2 separate regions of the Homo sapiens genome follow, and region 2 is linked to region 1. A link is a loop called in an ENCODE intact Hi-C map of the cell type or tissue named here. Cell type or tissue: sigmoid colon. All regions are shown on one strand. Each heading gives the region's core, and the rest is flanking DNA. Links, peaks and the distances in the headings are about the cores only. Region 1 overlaps SLFN5 (schlafen family member 5). Region 2 holds the start of SNHG30 (small nucleolar RNA host gene 30).

Region 1 (8,333 bases), core at 200-8,199:
CACTTCGGAAGTCTGTCTTTAACACAGTGTGACACGTCTGTCGAGAACATTACAAATTCAACATGTGTGGACTCAGGAAGGTTGAGTTTTTCCAGATACTGAAGCCGCTTTCTATCAAATAAAGCAGCAGCTGACACATTTATGTTACCTTCATATTGTACACTACCCTGAGCTGCCTGTGGACCTAATGAATTGGAAACATTAATATTCGTTGGAGTCTGAGTCCTGCATTTGAGGAATGCCAGAGCTTCCTGAGAATCCATGACATCGGTGGATGTTCTCTCTCTGTGGTACAAATTGGAGCATAAGGTAGCAAGTGGCACACCAGCCTCTGTGTTCCATGATTTCACAAAAATCAAAAAGTGGTTTTCCTTCTGCATCTTATCTAAATGGCTTCTGAAAATTGGAGGCACATCCAATCCTACTCCATGACGTTCATAATTGTAGCCTTTGTTCTCAATCTCAGCCTTGATTATGCCCCCACCAGAATTCAGCAGAGCACATACTGCTCGCAGGATGATTTCATTCTGTTTCTCCCGCAGGCGAGGGTCCATCTCCTGCCTCTGCTGAGTCCCAAGGGTGACTTTTCCTGCATCTACAACACACTCAGGAAAGTTTGTATCCACATCAATCCTAAGACTCATCTTCTCAGCACTTGGCCTATTCCTATCCTGAAATGTTCTCCTGAAAAACAGAAAGATAGAACCATTAGAACAGGACAAGAATAGGAGAGGCAGGAAAACCAACAGATTAAGGCCATCCTACTGAGGTTGGTCCCTTCATTTATTCCTGATATGATTTGACTGTGTCCCCACCCAAATCTCATCTTGAATTGTAGCTCCCATAATTCCCACATGTTGTAGGAGGAAGCCGGTGGGAGATAATTGAGTCATGGGGGGCAGTTTCCCCCATTTTGTTCTCATGGTAGTGAATAAGTCTCACGAGGTCTGATGGTTTCATAAAGGGTTTCCCCTTTCACTTGGCTTTCATTTCTATCTTGCCTGCCTCCATGTAAGACGTGCCTTTCACCGTCCACCGTGATTGTCAGGACTCCCCAGCCATGTGGAACTGTGAGTCCATTAAACCTCTTTTTCTTTATAAATTAGTCTCAGGTATGTCTTTAACAGCAGTGTGAAAATGGATGAATGAAATTCCCACATAGCTTGAGGTCAGATTTATACATGAATTAAGCTTGTAAGGTGAGTTGAGGAGCTGAGTCTGCTGGAAGCACACCACCACCACAGAAATGACCAACAGGTTATATTTATGCTGTGTATTTAGTAACTATCTGCCAAGTTCTCAAAGTGGCAGAGTCTCGCAGGTCACCTGCAGAAAATAGAAAATTTTACATTGATATTTGTGGACTGGAGCTGGAAAGCAATGAGAAAGCTTTCGTGGTCAGAAGTATCTCTGGGGTGTGCTAATATTTATTGTTTTTCTTGATTCTTTGTCTTTCTCCTCTCCCTGAGACTTGGGCAATTTTCAGATTATTTTGTAGCCTAATATTGGGAGGGGACACATCTGATTGAGTTGGCAACCTGTCATTGTTGCTATGGAACAGATACATAGCAACGACGTCAGCTTCCCCTAATCCAAACGGTTTCCATCTTGTCAAAAAAAAATCATATATATACATCCTAGCTGTGTTTCTGTGAGCAGGGGCATTTTCAGTGACAAGGGGCATAGGCAAGACTGAGCCCAACATCTCAGCACCAGGCTGCAGTTATTCAGCTTGCTCCATAGTAACTCCACAAGACATCAAGCACTAGTGCAAAAAAAAAAAAATTGCTTTACTCCAGCGGGAACAAAGGATCTGAGATCCAGTAGATAATAAATCATGAGTACACAATGTAAACATTGGCAAAAGAGCTCAAGTTTTTGTTGGGGTGTTGCCAGGAAAAGCCACCTGTCCGGCTGCCAAGAATTGCCACTGGAATGGCAGGTCCTTGGTGAAATTAATTGTATCTAAGACCTAGTCTTCGACATGTCAGGACCATAAAATTAATCTTTTTAGGACCCCAAAGTTCCCTTCTGAGGGAAGGTGATTTCGTACCCCAAACTCAAAACAGAAATAGCTGAGTCACAGTGATACTTGATTACTGTTCAGTGGGAAATGTAAATATGGGGGAGCTCAGGTGTTTATTTCAAAGCATCTCATTCCTTCCTGTAGATTTAGAGCAGTGGTCCCCAGGATCAGTTTCTTGGAAGACAATTTTTTCACGGATGGGGGTTGGGGGTTGGTGAGGAGATGGTTTCAGGATGGCACTGTTCTACCTCAGATCACCAGGCATTAGTTAGATTCTCATAAGGAGTGCGCAGCCTAGATCCCTCACATGCACAGTTCACAATAGGGTTCATGTTCCTATGAGAATCTAATGCCACCGCTGATACGACAGGAGGCAAAGCTCAGGCGGTAATGCTCACTTACACTCACCTCCTGCTGTTCAGCCTGGTTCCTAACAGGCCACAGTCAGGTACTGGTCCAGGGCCAGGGGGACCCCTGGTGTAGAGTATGTGAAGCCAGATTTCAGAAGGCTGCTTGATAAGCATGAAATCAGATCAAAAGAGGCTTTTTATGACCTGATTGACCTCAGTATCCACAATTTCATGCAGCTGTGCCACAAGGCAATCACTAAAAGGAAGGTGGCATCGTGTAATAGTAAATCACTTGGGCTGTGGAATGAGGAAACCCTGAGTTCAAACTCCCAGTATTTGCCAGCTTTGTGTCTTTAGGAAAATTGTTTTAACCTACTTGCATATACTCTGAAACAGGTGTAAAAGAACCAAACTGGTAGTGTTTTGTGAGATTAAAACAGAAAAAAAAAAGCAGATATCCTGGAGAGATGAACAAGAATTTTCAAAGGATTGCTGTTCAAAATAGCAAAAAATTGGAAATACACAGTAATAAAGTCATTCTCAATATGGAAAATGACATCCACTTTCACTATTACATGCACTATTTTGTTTTGTTTTTTGAGATGGAGTCTACTTCTTGTTGCCCAGGCTGGAGTGCAGTGGTGTGATCTCGGCTCAGTGTAAACTCTGCCTCCCAGGTTCAAGCGATTCTCCTGCCTCAGCCTCCCGAGGATCTGGGACTACAGGTGCCTGCCACCATTCCCGGCTAATTTTTGTATTTTTAGTAGAGACAGGGTTTCACCATGTTTGCCAGGCTGGTCTTGAACTCCTGACCTCCGGTGATCTGCCCGCCTTGGCCTCCCAATATACTGGCATTACAGGCGTAAGCCACCGCGCCCAGCCTACATGCACTATTTTGAATGAACTCTAAGAATATAATGTTGTAAAAAATACACAAACCACAGAATACATCTATTATGATTCCATTTATATGAAGTTCAAAAACAGGTAAAACTAAATAATGTGTTATTTAGGGAGACATATATAGGTAGTAATATCATAAAGAAAAGTAAGGAAATAATAGAACATTCAAAATAGTGGCTACCTCTGTTTGGGGAGGAAGAGGGTGGAATTAGGGAGACAGAGAAATAGGGGAGAAATATACAGGAAGCTTCTTAGCTTCTAGAAATGTATTTCTTAATCTGGAGTGAATACATGTGTGTTTATTTTAATATTTTTTTAACTATGTAATAAAGTTTTATTCTCTGTTGTATGTGTGGTATACTTTACAATAAAATTATCCCAAAATGAAATGAGTTTTCATTTTTTTTCCCAGGCACTGTTATACAAGTACAAGCTTTCTGCTCAGGCAGACAATGGTTCCCTGCAGGACTCCATCCATTGTTCCATGTATGTCTTTTCATCTCTAGTTAAAGCCCTAAGGCTCTACCTCCCAACTCTGAGAGACACACAGATTAGATTAGATTCCGCTAAAACACCCATGCGTATGCACATGTGCGCACGCATACACACACATATCATGGTAGTCATTTTCTAAAAGCAGATTCAGTGTTTTCTATGTTGTTTTTATTTCAACTTACATTTTTCCCAGCAGTAAAAGTAATATGTGCTCAATGTGTCAAAGAAAGAAAAACCAAAGGCAGAATTAAAGAAAAAGAACACTTATAGATTCACCATTTAAAGATTTAGCATTCTAATGCATTTCCTTCAGCACTTTTCTCTAAATATTTTTGTGTTGTTGGTTTGCAGAGCCATTAACAATAAGATTTGTCTTTTTTAACATCATTAATCCTTTTTCTAATTAGAAGAATAACAGGAGATTCTAACTTAAGAATCCCAAGAAAGATGTCTGTACCTCCTTCACCCCTCATAGATTATTGAAAAACAATAGTGAGTTTTTTAAAATCCAGAAATTTATTTATTTATTTATTTTGATTTTTTTGAGACAGAGCCTCGCTCTATTGCCCAGGCTGTAGTGCAGTGGTGTGATCTCAGCTCACTGCAACCTCTGCCTCCTGGGTTCAAGTGATTCTCCTTCCTCAGCCTTCTGAGTAGCTGGGACTACAGGCACAAGCCACCATGCCCAGCTAATTTTTGTATTTTTAGTAGAGACAGGGTTTCGCCATGTTAGCCAGGCTGGTCTCGAACTCCTGACCTCAGGTGATCCACCCGCTTCAGCCTCCCAAATTGCTGGGATTACAGGCGTGAGCCACCACGCCCGGCCGAAATCCAGAAATTTAAACCTCAACATGTACGCAGAAGGAATGCCAAGTGCACTGAAAACTTGAGCAGGGAAGTTGATGACACCAAAATAGAATGCCTGCAGTAATGGATGCTGGGCATTGCTGGCAAAATTTGAAGTTCTCTGAAGTAGGAAGAAAAACAGTGACTCATGCATGATTACAGAACCCTGTGTCGTAAGAGTTGGCACTGTGAACTGAGATTTCAGATTTCATGCTCTCTGGACACTGTCTTTGCCCTGCCCCCTGCATTTCTTCCCTCAAAAAAGTGGATGCAGGAAACAAGAGATTCAACAAGGAAAGGAAGTTTAAAAATCCCCTGGATGTTTGTGAAGGGAGGTCTGGGAATAACAGCTGCAGAGCAGGCCTACAGATCACAGGCAAAACTGCACAACAGAGCAGCAGGCTTCGGTGGACAGAGCCTAAGACCATGCAATTGACAGATCACTTAGTAAACTGAGAGGGTGGAGAGTAGGGGATGAATTGGTCATAGGCACTTAGGAAGACAGACAAATACAAATATAAGACAATAATGCTAAGTTAAAATAAAAAGTAGTATAGTAAATAAAAGATAACCATAAGGCATTATTTGGCACCGTTGTAAATAAAGTCCTAGTCATGATAATATAAACTCCGAATATTGTTCTGATAAAAAATGATGATATAAGATATAGTTGTATTGGCAGGATGTGGAGAAGGAAGGCATAGGATAAGAAGTGTTGGCCAGGCACAGTGGCTCATGCTTGTAATCCCAGCACTTTGGGAAGACAAGGTGGGCGGATCACCTGAGGTTAGGAGTTCAAGACCAGCCTGGCCAACACAGTGAAATCCCATCTCTACGAAAAATACAAAAATTAGCCAGGCAAGGTGGCATGCGGCTGTAGTCTCAGCTACTCAGGAGGCTGAGGCACAAGAATCACTTGAGCCCAGGAGCTGGAGATTGCAGTGAGCTGAGATCATGCCACTGCACTCCAGCCTGGGTGACAGAGTGAGACTCCATCTCAAAAAAAAAAAAAAAAAAAAAAAAACTGTTAGCTATACTCAGGCCAGGCACAGCGGCTCACACCTGTAATTCCCCCATTTTGGGAGGCCAAGGTGGGAGGATTGCTTGAGGCCAGGAGCTTAAGACCAGCCTGGGCAACATAATGGGATAACGAGTTCTTATCTCTTCAAAAACCAAAACACCAAGCATGGTGGCATGCACCTGTAGTCCTACCTACTTGGGAAGCTGAGGTAGGAGGATCTCCTGAGCCCAGTGGATTGAGGCTGCAGTGAGCCAAGATCATACCACTGCACTCCAGCCTGGGCAACAGAGGGAGACCCTGTCTCCAAAGATTTAAAAGAGAGAGAGAGAGAGAGTGCTATACAGTCATCTTCCAGAAATAAACAGTATCTTTTATGGTCTGAATGTTTGCAACTCCCTAAAGTTCATTGTGCAAATCCTAACCCTAAAGGTGCTGGTATTAGGAGATAGGGCCATTGGAAGGTGATTAGGTCATGATGATGTACCCTCATAAGTGAGATTAGTGCCCTTATGAAAGAGGTCCAAGGGAGCATATACACCCCCGCTACCATGCGAGGACCCAGTGAGAAGGCACCATCTATGAGGGCCCTCTCCAGATACCAAATCTCTCAGCACCTTGGACTTCCCAGCCACCAAAATTGTGTGCAATAAATTTTTGTTGTTTAAAAGCCACCCAGTCCATGGTATTTTGTTACAGCAGCCCAAATTGACTAAGACAATATCTAAAATGAGAGGGGGTGGGAGGGAGAAAGGAGAAAATAAGCATGCTGTTTAGAAATACAGAAACACGTGCCAGAAGAAAAAGCCCGAGAGACAAGAGGCTCCTGGCAAGCAGAAGTGGGAGAGGCTGAGGCCATTGGTTTCCTTACTGTGTCTAAGGAACTATGATTTTCAAAACTACATTCATGAGACTTTCACTTCCAGTCAGAATAAAGTACTAGGGACTAGGCTACTCTCCTGTCTGAAACAACTAAAACATTTTTGAAGAAAATTTGATGAACACTAGAAAAAATCAAGATCTAAAATCTAAGATGTTACACAAACCTTAAGCACAAGAAATGTGAAAAAAAAAAATACTGAGGAACATCATAATTAAATTGTTCAAAACCAGTGATACAGAAAAAAATCTTAAAAGCATCCAGAGGAAAAAGGCACATTATCTATAGAGGAACAAAAGATGACATTAGAATTTTTCCAGGATTATGTTGTTGACAGGCGACACATAACCTGAAAATATCCTCAGCTGTCCTTTTTGGTTTTTGTTTTTTTAGAGACAGGGCTTTTCACTCTGTCACCCAGGCTGGAGTGCAGTCATGGCTCACTATAGCCTTGAACTCTTAGGCTCAAGCTATCCTCCTGCCTTAGCCTCCCAAGTAGCTAGGACTACAAGAACGCGCCACAATGCACAGCTAATTTTTTAAATTTTTTGTACAGATAGGGTCTTACAAGATTGCCTAGGCTGGTCTCAAACTCATAACCTCAAGCAATCCTCCTGCCTCAGCCTCTTAAAGTGCTGGGATTACAGGTATGAGCCACCATGCCCCACCGCTCAGCTGTCTTTTTAGTTTTCCCACGGATGTGGATTTAAGATAGTGACCAATTTGTCTATATTATAATGAGTAATTTCATGGAGAAATTTAGCTAATATCCATTTTAAATAATTTGGTGCCAGCAAGTGGCCATTTTGAGAGCACCAGAGATTATGAGAGTAAAGATTCAACCAGATTTTTTCATGGGTGGATCACCTGGGGGCAGGAGTTTGAGACCAGCCTGGCCAACATGGTGAAACCCTGTTTCTACTAAAATTACAAAAATTAGCAGGGCGTGGTGGTGTGTGCCTGTAATCCCAGCTACTCGGGAGGTTGAGGCAGGAGAATCGCTTGAACCTAGGAGGCAGAAGTTGCAGTGAGCCGAAATCATGCCATTGCACTCCAGCGTGGGCGACAGAACAAGACTCTGTCTTTAAAAAAAAAAAAAAAAAAAAAAAAAAAGTCCGGGCGCCATGGCTCATGCCTGTAATCCCAGCACTTTGGGAGGCCGAGGCTGGCAGATCACGAGGTCAGAGATTGAGACCATCCTGGCTAACACGGTGAAACCCCGTCTCTACTAAAAATACAAAAAATTAACCTGGCGTGGTGGCGGGTGCCTGTAGTCCCAGCTACTCGGGAGGTTGAGGCAGGAGAATGGCGTGAACCCGGGAGGCGGAGCTTGCAGTGAGCCGAGATCGCGCCACTGCACTCCAGCCTGGGTGACAGAGCGAGACTCCGTCTCAAAAAACAAAAAAACAAACAAAAAAAAACCCCAAATTAGTAATGTTTGTGTTGCATGAGAAACCATGAGGTCAGGCGGGGAATGAGCCTAGAGCTAGTTTGGCAGAAGCATCATCAAGTTTTGCAGTGACAGCTAATGCCCTAAACCAATAGAAATAAGCCTTTTAAACAGGTCAAGAGTGAGGCTACAGCAAATAATGGGGTTTTCATGGTTTCCATGAAGTTGAAGGCCCAAGGGCTTCTCTACATCGCTCTCGCACAAATAGACAAAATGGCTTTCTACAGTTGGGGTGCTTTGGGAAGGAGGCTGTTGAAGAACTGATTTCAGGTTCCAGGAGGTCTTTATGTTTGGACTTTCAAAGGAGAGAATCCCTCACTGAAGACAGTCAATCCATAAAGAGGTGCTCCAATTTCAGAAAACTT
Region 2 (8,333 bases), core at 107-8,106, 310 kb before region 1:
CTTCTGAGTAGCTGACATCTCAGGTGAGCACCACCACGCCCAGAGTCTTGCCATGTTGCCCAGGGTGGTCTCAAACTGCTGGGCTCAAGTGATCTTCCCTCTTTGGCCTTCCAAAGTGCTGGATTACAGGTGTGAGCTACTGTACCTGGCCTAGAAAATATTTTTTTTTTTGAAATGGAGTCTCACTGTGTCGCCCAGGCTGGAGTGCAGTGGCGCAATCTCGGCTCACTGCAGCCTCAGCCTCCCAAATAGCTGGGACTACAGGCATGTGCCACCACGCCCAGCTAATTTTTGTATTTTTAGTAGAGATGGGGTTTCACCATGTTGGCCAGGCTGGTCTTGAACTCCTGACCTCAAGTGATCTGCCAGCCTTGGCCTCCCAAAGTGCTGGGATTACAGGCGTGAGCCACCACACCGGGCCTAGAAAAGATTTTCTACTAAATTTCTTTATAAACTCCAGTTCATTTAATATGCAATTTGATTTATAATTCTTCTGCCAACAAAGATTAAAATTATAGTCATAAAAGTTTTTAAACTAGAATCTTTTATCTGAAGAGTCCAAGAACCCAGAGAGGCTATGATTTGCCGAAGATCCATAGGAAATTAACTGCAGAGCTGGAAAGAGAACTTGAGGTATGATTACCAGATTTATATTTTTTCAGTAGCAACTAAATAAAAGGTTCAATTTCATTTTTCTCTAGGGTACTACCTTTAGATTTACTAATGAGGAAGGACATGGAAGATAAAGCAGGGCAAAGCATGGGTAATTCACAATCTGAAAAATCAATTTGTGAATGAGAAACCTGACCTCCACTCCACTCCACTCCCTCACTCTGTCACCCAGGCTAGAGTGCGGTGGCACAATCTCGGCTCACTGCAACCTCTACCTCCCGGGTTCAAGTGATTCTCCTGCCTCAGCCTCCCGAGTAGCTGAGACTACAGGCGTGCACCACCACACCCAGCTAATTTTTGCACTTTTTAGTAGAGATGGGCTTTCACCATATTGGCCAGGCTGGTCTTGAACTCTTGACCTTGTGATCCACCCACCTCAACCTCCCAAAGTGCTGGGATTATGGGCGTGAGCCACCGCGCCTGGCCTCTTTATTTTTTGAGACAGATTCTCACTCTGTCACCCAGGCTGGAATGCAGTGGCACTATCTCAGCTCACTTTAGCCTCTGCCTCCTGGGTTCAAGCAGTCCTCCCACCTCAGCCTCCCAGGTAGCTGGGATTACAGGCATGCACAACCAGGCCTAGCTAATTTTTGCATTTTCAGTAGAAATGGGGTTTTGCCATGTTGGCCAGGCTGGTCTTGAACTCCTGACTTCAAGTGATCTGCCCACCTCGGCCTCTGAAAGTGCTGGGATTACAGGCATGAGCCACCGCACCTGGCCTCTCCAGACTTTCAAAATGATATTGTCAGTATCTAAAATTCTGGGGCCACCATATACTGCCTTCAGCCATCTATAAACATCAATAGACTGATATTCCCTAGTTAAAACTGACAGCTATTGGTCTGTGTTCACTATTCAGCAACTAAGCTCCATAAAGAGGAAAACTAGGTCAGGCGCAGTGGTTCGCACCTCTAATCCCAGCACTTTGGGAGGCCGAGGCAGGCAGGTCCCCTGAGGCCAGGAGTTCCAGACCAGCCTGGCCAACGTGGCGAAACCCCGTCTCTATTAAAAGTACAAAAATTAGCCGGGCATGATGGCAGGCGCCTGTAATGCCAGCTACTCAAGAGGCTGAGGCAGGACAACAGCTTGAACCTGGGAGGCGGAGGTTGCAGTGAGCTGAGATTGCACCACTGCACTCCAGCCTGGGCGACAAGAGTGAGATCCTGTCTCAAAAAAAAAAAAAAAAAAGAAAGAAAGAAAGAAAAAGAAAGAAAGAAAGAAGGAAAGAAGGAAGGAAGGAAAGAAGGAAGGAAGGAAAGAAGGAAAGAAGGAAAGAAGGAAAAAAAGAAAGAGAAAGAAAGAAAGAAAGAAAGAAAGAAAGAAAGAAAGAGAAAGAAAGAAAGAAAAAGAAAACAGAGGCCTCAGCCTCTGTTTAAGCATTCAAGCATAACCATTGTGTAACAGGCACTTCATCAGTTACTTTCCCTCTTTTGAGACAGAGATCAGAGCTTAATAACTTAAATAAATCTGCCAAAAATAATGAAACTTGTGAGCAAAGCCAAGCTCTGAACCAATGAGTGCTTGGCTCTAAAACCCACGTTCCTTCTGGCAGACAATACTGCTATCTCAATGGGCCTCCTGCCTCCAGTTTCTCTCCCATCCAATGTACTTTGAATCTTACACACATACTAACCCTTATATATGGAGGTGTGATTACTCACAAGCATTCAGTTGCTCCCCATAGTCTAGGAAATAAAGTCCTAACGACTTTGTTTAGCAATCAAGATGTTTCAAAACAGACCAATATTTATCCTTAAATACACCATAAATAACCCAAACATGTCTTTTGTTTGTTTGTTTGTTTGAGATAGAGTCTCGCTCTGTCGCCCAGGCTGCAGTGCAGTGGTGCAATCTCAGCTCACTGCAAACTCAGCCTCCTGGGTTCAAGCGATTCTCCTGCCTCAGCTTCCCAAGTAGGTGGGATTACAGGCATGAGCCACCATGCCCAACTAATTTTTGTATTTTTAGTAGAGACAGGGTTTCGCCATGTTGGCCAGACTGGTCTTAAACTCCTGACCTCAAGTGATCCACCTGCCTTGGCCTCCCAGGTGCTGGGATTATAGGTGTGAGCCACCGTGCCGGGCCCCCAAACATATCTTACAGTCTAATCAACCCAGATTATTCCTTAGTCCTCATATTGGCTCTATTTGACCTTATGCCCTCCATCTAGAAAGTCTTTCCCCCTGTGTAGAAATCCTTCCTGTACTTCAAAATCCTATCCCTGCAGTTTGCAACCCTTCAAAATGCCATCTTTTGCATGAAGCCTTTTTTCATCAATCCAACAGGAAGTATCTGTCCTCCTTCTGAATTATGAAAGCACCTTAATACCTGTTTTGTGGTACCTATTTCACTTTGTATTTTAAGATCCAGACAGCCAGACTACCATGTAATTCAAGATCTTTACAAGTTGAACTCCCTATCTGCTTCATCATCAGCTGGGCAAACCTCCCATGTGCTCCAGCCACATGCGGCAGGTACATTTTCCTAGTTCCTGGAGTGCTTTCTCCACCCCTTTCGATGGGGAGAAAACCTGAGTATACTTTTTTTTTTTTTTTTAAAGATTTTTAACATTATTTGGATTCTTAGTTTGTGGGAAAAGAGTAAGATAGACACATCTAGATTGTTATATAGCTCAGGCTTTTTAAGGGGGATATTTAAACATACAGTATATAACTTTAAAATGCCCAGGTGTGGGGAGATTTGCCTTATCACTCAAAAAAAGGGTCAAGAGTAATCATTCCAAGTTTAGGTTGAAGTGGGTAAGATTACAGCCAGAGATTAAAAGCTCACACATCCATAAGCAAGGTCCCAGTCAGGCATCTGGAAGGGCAAAGGGATGGCTCTGTGCTGGCTGAGTAAAAGGCGCTTTCATGGAGGGATAAATACCCACCCTAAGTATACTTTTTAAACTTTACTCAAGGCCGGGAGCGGTGGCTTTGGCCTGTAATCCCAGCACTTTGGGAGGCCGAGGCGGGTGGATCACGAGGTCAGGAGTTCAAGACCAGCCTGGCCAACATGGTGAAACCCCATCTCTACTAAAAACGCAAAAATTAGCCGGGCGTGGTGGTGTGCGCCTGTAATCCCAGCTACTTGGGAGGCTGAGGCTGAGAACTGCTTGAACCCGGGAGGCGGCGGTTGCAGTGAGCCGAGATAGCGCCACTGGACTCCAACCTGGGAGGCAGAGCGAGACTCCCGTCTCAAAAAAAAAAAAAAAACAAAACAAAAATAAACTTTACTCAAATATCACTTTCTGTTAAATGTCCTTAATTCCTTCAATCATCCCCCTCTTCTAACTCTCACAGCACTTTCTTCCACTACGGCACGCATCACACGCCAACTACTCACCAGTTCACGTTTTCCGCCCTCTCTCCCACTTGCCCAATCACAGAGTTCCTAAAGAACCAGGACTATGTTCTACTAGTCTTTGTAGCCACTGCACTCGGAATGGTGCCTAGTACATAGGAATGAGCGTTTAATTCATTGAATGAGCGACTCTTCCTACTAAACCCTAAGCTCCTAGATTATAAAAGCATCAACACAAGTTATAAATCCGACTTACCTCCAACATTTCACGTAGGTAAAGACCATACCTCAAGCACCTCCAAGCCCTCATTTCCCCAGCCTCTACCTCATGGCCCTCTGCACAGCCATCTGCGCACAACCAGTGCTTACACACAGGAGGCCCTCAAAATAATACTAATAATCTAAGGTCCAAATCCCACGAACTCCCGGGAAGACTGAGAGTGAGGCTGGAGCCAAGGCTTGAACCAAACACCCAGGAAGGAATCTGCAGCCCGCTTTTCTAAGTCGTAAAACTCCTACGACCTGGACTCTCTCAGGAAGCCTGCTCCGGCCTGAGGAGGATGGAGGTAGCCAAGCTCTCCAGATTTCTGTCCCGGGCCAAAGGTGCTTCCAGCTTCCCTCTCCTTTGCTTCTCCGCCCGGCTCAGGTCTTACAGCCTAGCGCGGCTCTCGCCGAACAACCAATCCCACGGCGGCCATCGGGTCACGTGGGCGCCCCTGAGGCGGGGCTGGTGGGAGGAGCAGCCAATCGAAGGCCGAGGCCAACGTCAGGGGTGGAGCAAAAGGGATGGCGGACGCATCTTTTCCGTCACTTCTTTGCGTCGCGGTCTCTATCCTGAGAGACCAGTCGCTTTCCAAGTTCTGAGCAATTCTCCCCCGCCCCCTCCACAATTCCTCGCCGTCGGCCGTCGGGGTGACTGTTAGGCAGAGTGGTTTTGCCTGTACCCTGTTTCATAACTGGGAATGAGCATTTGAGGCAGGATTATAGTGTGTGTGCCCTGGGATTGCGGGAAGAAATGGTTTTGGGTTTTTTTTTTTTTTTTTTTTGTGACAGGGTCTCACTCAAGTCGCCCAGGCTGGAGTGCAGTGGCGCGATCTCGGCTCACTGCCACTTCCGCCTCCCAGGCTCAGGCTATTCTCCTGCTTCGGCCTTCTGAGCAGCTTGGATTACAGGCAGGCGTCACCACGCCCGGCTGATTTTATTTATTTATTTATTTATTTATTTATTTATTTATTTATTTTCCTGAGATGGAGTTTCGCTCTGTCGCCCAGGCTGCAGTGTAGTGGCGCGATCTCGGCTCACTGCAACCTCCGCCTCCCAGGTTCAAGCGGTTCTCGTGCCTCAGCCTCCCGAGTAGCTGTATTACAGACACCCATCATCATGCCGGGCTAATTTTTGTACTTTTGTAGAGACGGGGTTTCAACGTGTTGGCCAGGCTGGTCTTGAACTCCTGACCTCAGGTGATCCTACCGCCTCGGCCTCCCACAGTGCTGGGATTACAGGCGTGAGCCACCGTGCCCGGCCTCAACTGTGTTTAGATTGGTGGGGGGCAGAGAGCGAAAGGAGGGAAAGCTATTGCAATGGTCCAGGTGAGAGCTAATAGGAGCTTAAATTAGATTGGCAGTGGAAATAGAGGAGTGGCATATGAAAGGCGAATGAGGATTGTGATGAATGTTAGACAGGAATGGGTAAAAGGACATGAAGAAGTAAAATGGAGAGTCTTCTGTACCAGACCCACTCAAGGCCTCTTTCGTTCGTTAAGGATTGGAGAGATTAGACAGTGAAGACAATGTGCCTTTGCGCGTGCTATTTCCTCTACCTGGTTTATCTTTCTCCCATCCATCTCCCTTTCTCTCAACCTGTTGCTTGCTTGCTTTCTTTTTTTTTTTTGAAATGAAAGGTCTCACATATTTATTACTGAACTCAGCCAACCAAAGCGTTCATAACAGATTCAGAGAGAAAAAATATGTCCCCAATAAAACATGTCCAACTCTCCAGATAGTGGTGACATTTTCAGGTTGATATGATAATGTGATTGTGACCTTCAGACATCATAAATACGTGTGCCATCTCATGTGCAATTCCTTATAGACCCAGCTTGGTTCTTCTCCAATGTCTCCTTTTGGAGTTGTACCTGATTTTATTACCAATTTTTATCTGAATCCACTGGGGAATGGGACGATTTTGCTTTTGTTTCTTGGCCAGGAATTGCTTAATCCTAAACGTCTTGTGAGAAGACATGGCAAGAAGCAGAGTCAAGCACATACCACGATGGCGGAGAAAGGAAGAGAGGGGGAAACCTGTTGCTTTCTTACTTACAGGTTCCAGCTCACAAATCATCTCATCTAGGAAATCTTTTCTGATGCTCACTCATAGTTATTGTCACTCCTCAGAACACCTAGAGAACACTGCTCATACATTGCAAACTCTTTAGAGTGGTACTAGAGCGTAGTGGTCATGTATGTGGACTATTTTGGCAAGTAACTTGAATTCTTTGTTCTTCAGTATCACTATTTGTAAAAAGGAGGCTAATAATAGCATCTACCTAATAGAACTGTTACAAGATCAATGACAACAATGCCTAATACATAGAGTGCTCAGTTGATGTTATTGTGTATGTTGTATTGTTATGAGTTGTTTAGTACATGTTTTCCCTCTTTAGATTGTGAATGATCTCAGCTCACTGCAACCCCTGCCTCCTGGGCTCAAGCAATTCTCCTGGCTCAGCCTCCCAAATAGGTGGGATTACAGGCATGCACTACCACACCCGGCTGATTCTTTTATTTTTAGTAGAGATGGGGTTTCGCCATGTTGGCCAGGCTGGTCTCGAACTCTTGACCTCAAGTGATCCACCCACCCACCTTGGCCTCCGAAAGTGCTGGGATTACAGTCGTGAGCCACCGAGCCCAGCAGGGACGTGTGTCTTATTCTTCCAGCTAATAGTAAGGCTTTCTGGCAGGATGAGAGTAACTGGGCTTTGGATTCAGATAGGTCAGTGTTCAGCTCTCAGCTCTGCCACTTGCTAGATGTGTAACTTTGTGCTTTACCTCAATGAACTCAGTTTTTTTCATTTATGTAATGTGAAAATAACACTTCTTGCAAGTTATTCTGAGGATTATATTTGAGAAGGAAAGTTGCATATTTGGCTCAAGGAAGGCAGTTACTAAATAAGAGCTTTTATTTTGATGGGTAGCCCCAGATTGTAGCACCATGTTTAAAACATTGTAAGCGCTCAACAATTGATTATCATTATTATTATTTGAGACAGAGTCTCGCTCTGTCACCCAGGCTAGAATGCAGTGGTGCGATCTCGGCTCACTGCAACCTCTGCCTCCTGGGTTCAAGTGATTCTCATGCCTCAGCCTCCCAAGTAGCTGGGATTACAGGCGCATGCCACCATGCCCAGCTAATGTTTGTATTTTTAATAGAGATGAGGTTTCGCCATGTTGGTTAGGCTGGTCTTGAACTCCTGACCTCAAGTGATCCGCCTGCCTTGGCCTCCCAAAGTGGTGGGATTACAGGCGTGAGCCACTGCGCTTAGCCGACAATTGATTATTGAATGAAAATGGCATTACATGCCGGGCACCATATGCGGCAAAGAGCACATGTTAACACACATTTACTCTTTATGTGTATCATTTCACTTCATTCTGGCAAATACTCTGTGGAGGAGGCTCTGTTATTATCTCCAGTTTACACAGAAGAAATTGGAGGCTTAGGTTAGTTTAACAAAGTTTTCATAGCTAGAATGTGGCAGAGCTGAGATCTGAACACCTTAGGATCCCCAAAATAGCTGATCGAATGAAAGAATGAATGAAAGTGAGGAAACTTACACGGAGTCAGGTAGTGGCATAATGGAGCCCTTGGTCACTATTCTATTTACACTCTTTGGATCATCTCTATGAAAGAATTGGGGGTGAGATGGAGGCATCTGGGGGTAAAGAGACCAACTTTTCCCCTTTAGTTGCTATTTGACAGTTTATGTCTGGTGAACATGCAGGCTTGCGTCTGGTGAACATAAGTACAACTGTGGATAAACAGAAATGCTTAGTGAATAAACACATCTAAAATAAATTCGGGGTTCTTGTTCTTAGCAATCATCAATAGCATGGCCAGATGAATTTTCCTGAGACAGGAAAAAGCATAATCTAAGTTACTGATTTCAAGTTGTTTTGTATCAGGAACATTTGCTTGGGAGCTATCAAAGCCAAGATGTGAAGTCCTCCCTGGCCTGACAACCTAACTATTCATATCCAAGGGACTTGACTAAAACGCTTTGAAGAAGGAAAAGAAGTTCTCATTGCTCATTTTCCACGTTATTCCCCGCTTCTCTTGATTTGATTCCCAGTACTACCCTG

What was found. Hi-C counts contacts between places; a loop is a spot of excess contacts. Peaks named below come from ENCODE experiments on the same cell type or tissue, not always from the same donor. Only the 100,000 strongest peaks of a DNase experiment are listed, where the experiment ranks them.
Region 2: it touches region 1 in a loop (2.4-fold over the local background); 9 of 110 quality-filtered maps call a loop at or near these places.

Annotation. Positions count from the first base shown.
Region 1 is chr17:35,251,002-35,259,334 of GRCh38, reverse strand. It overlaps SLFN5 (schlafen family member 5), which reads right to left. Exons shown (of 5, transcript NM_144975.4): 2 at 1-684. The coding sequence starts at 644. Among named protein-coding and RNA genes, the nearest start is that of SLFN5, 12 kb to the right of the region's middle. RefSeq lists an enhancer at 1,423-2,622. In sigmoid colon, for the core only: no CTCF peak of the experiment used is centred there; DNase peaks (open chromatin) are centred at 1,874 and 4,704; H3K27ac peaks cover 1,578 bases.
Region 2 is chr17:35,564,400-35,572,732 of GRCh38, reverse strand. SNHG30 (small nucleolar RNA host gene 30) reads right to left here and starts at 4,619. Exons shown (of 2, transcript NR_135479.1): 1 at 4,232-4,619. It also overlaps the pseudogene RPL39P32. RefSeq lists enhancers at 4,753-4,882, 4,583-5,265. In sigmoid colon, for the core only: no CTCF peak of the experiment used is centred there; DNase peaks (open chromatin) are centred at 4,702 and 5,112; H3K4me3 peaks cover 1,933 bases; H3K27ac peaks cover 1,206 bases.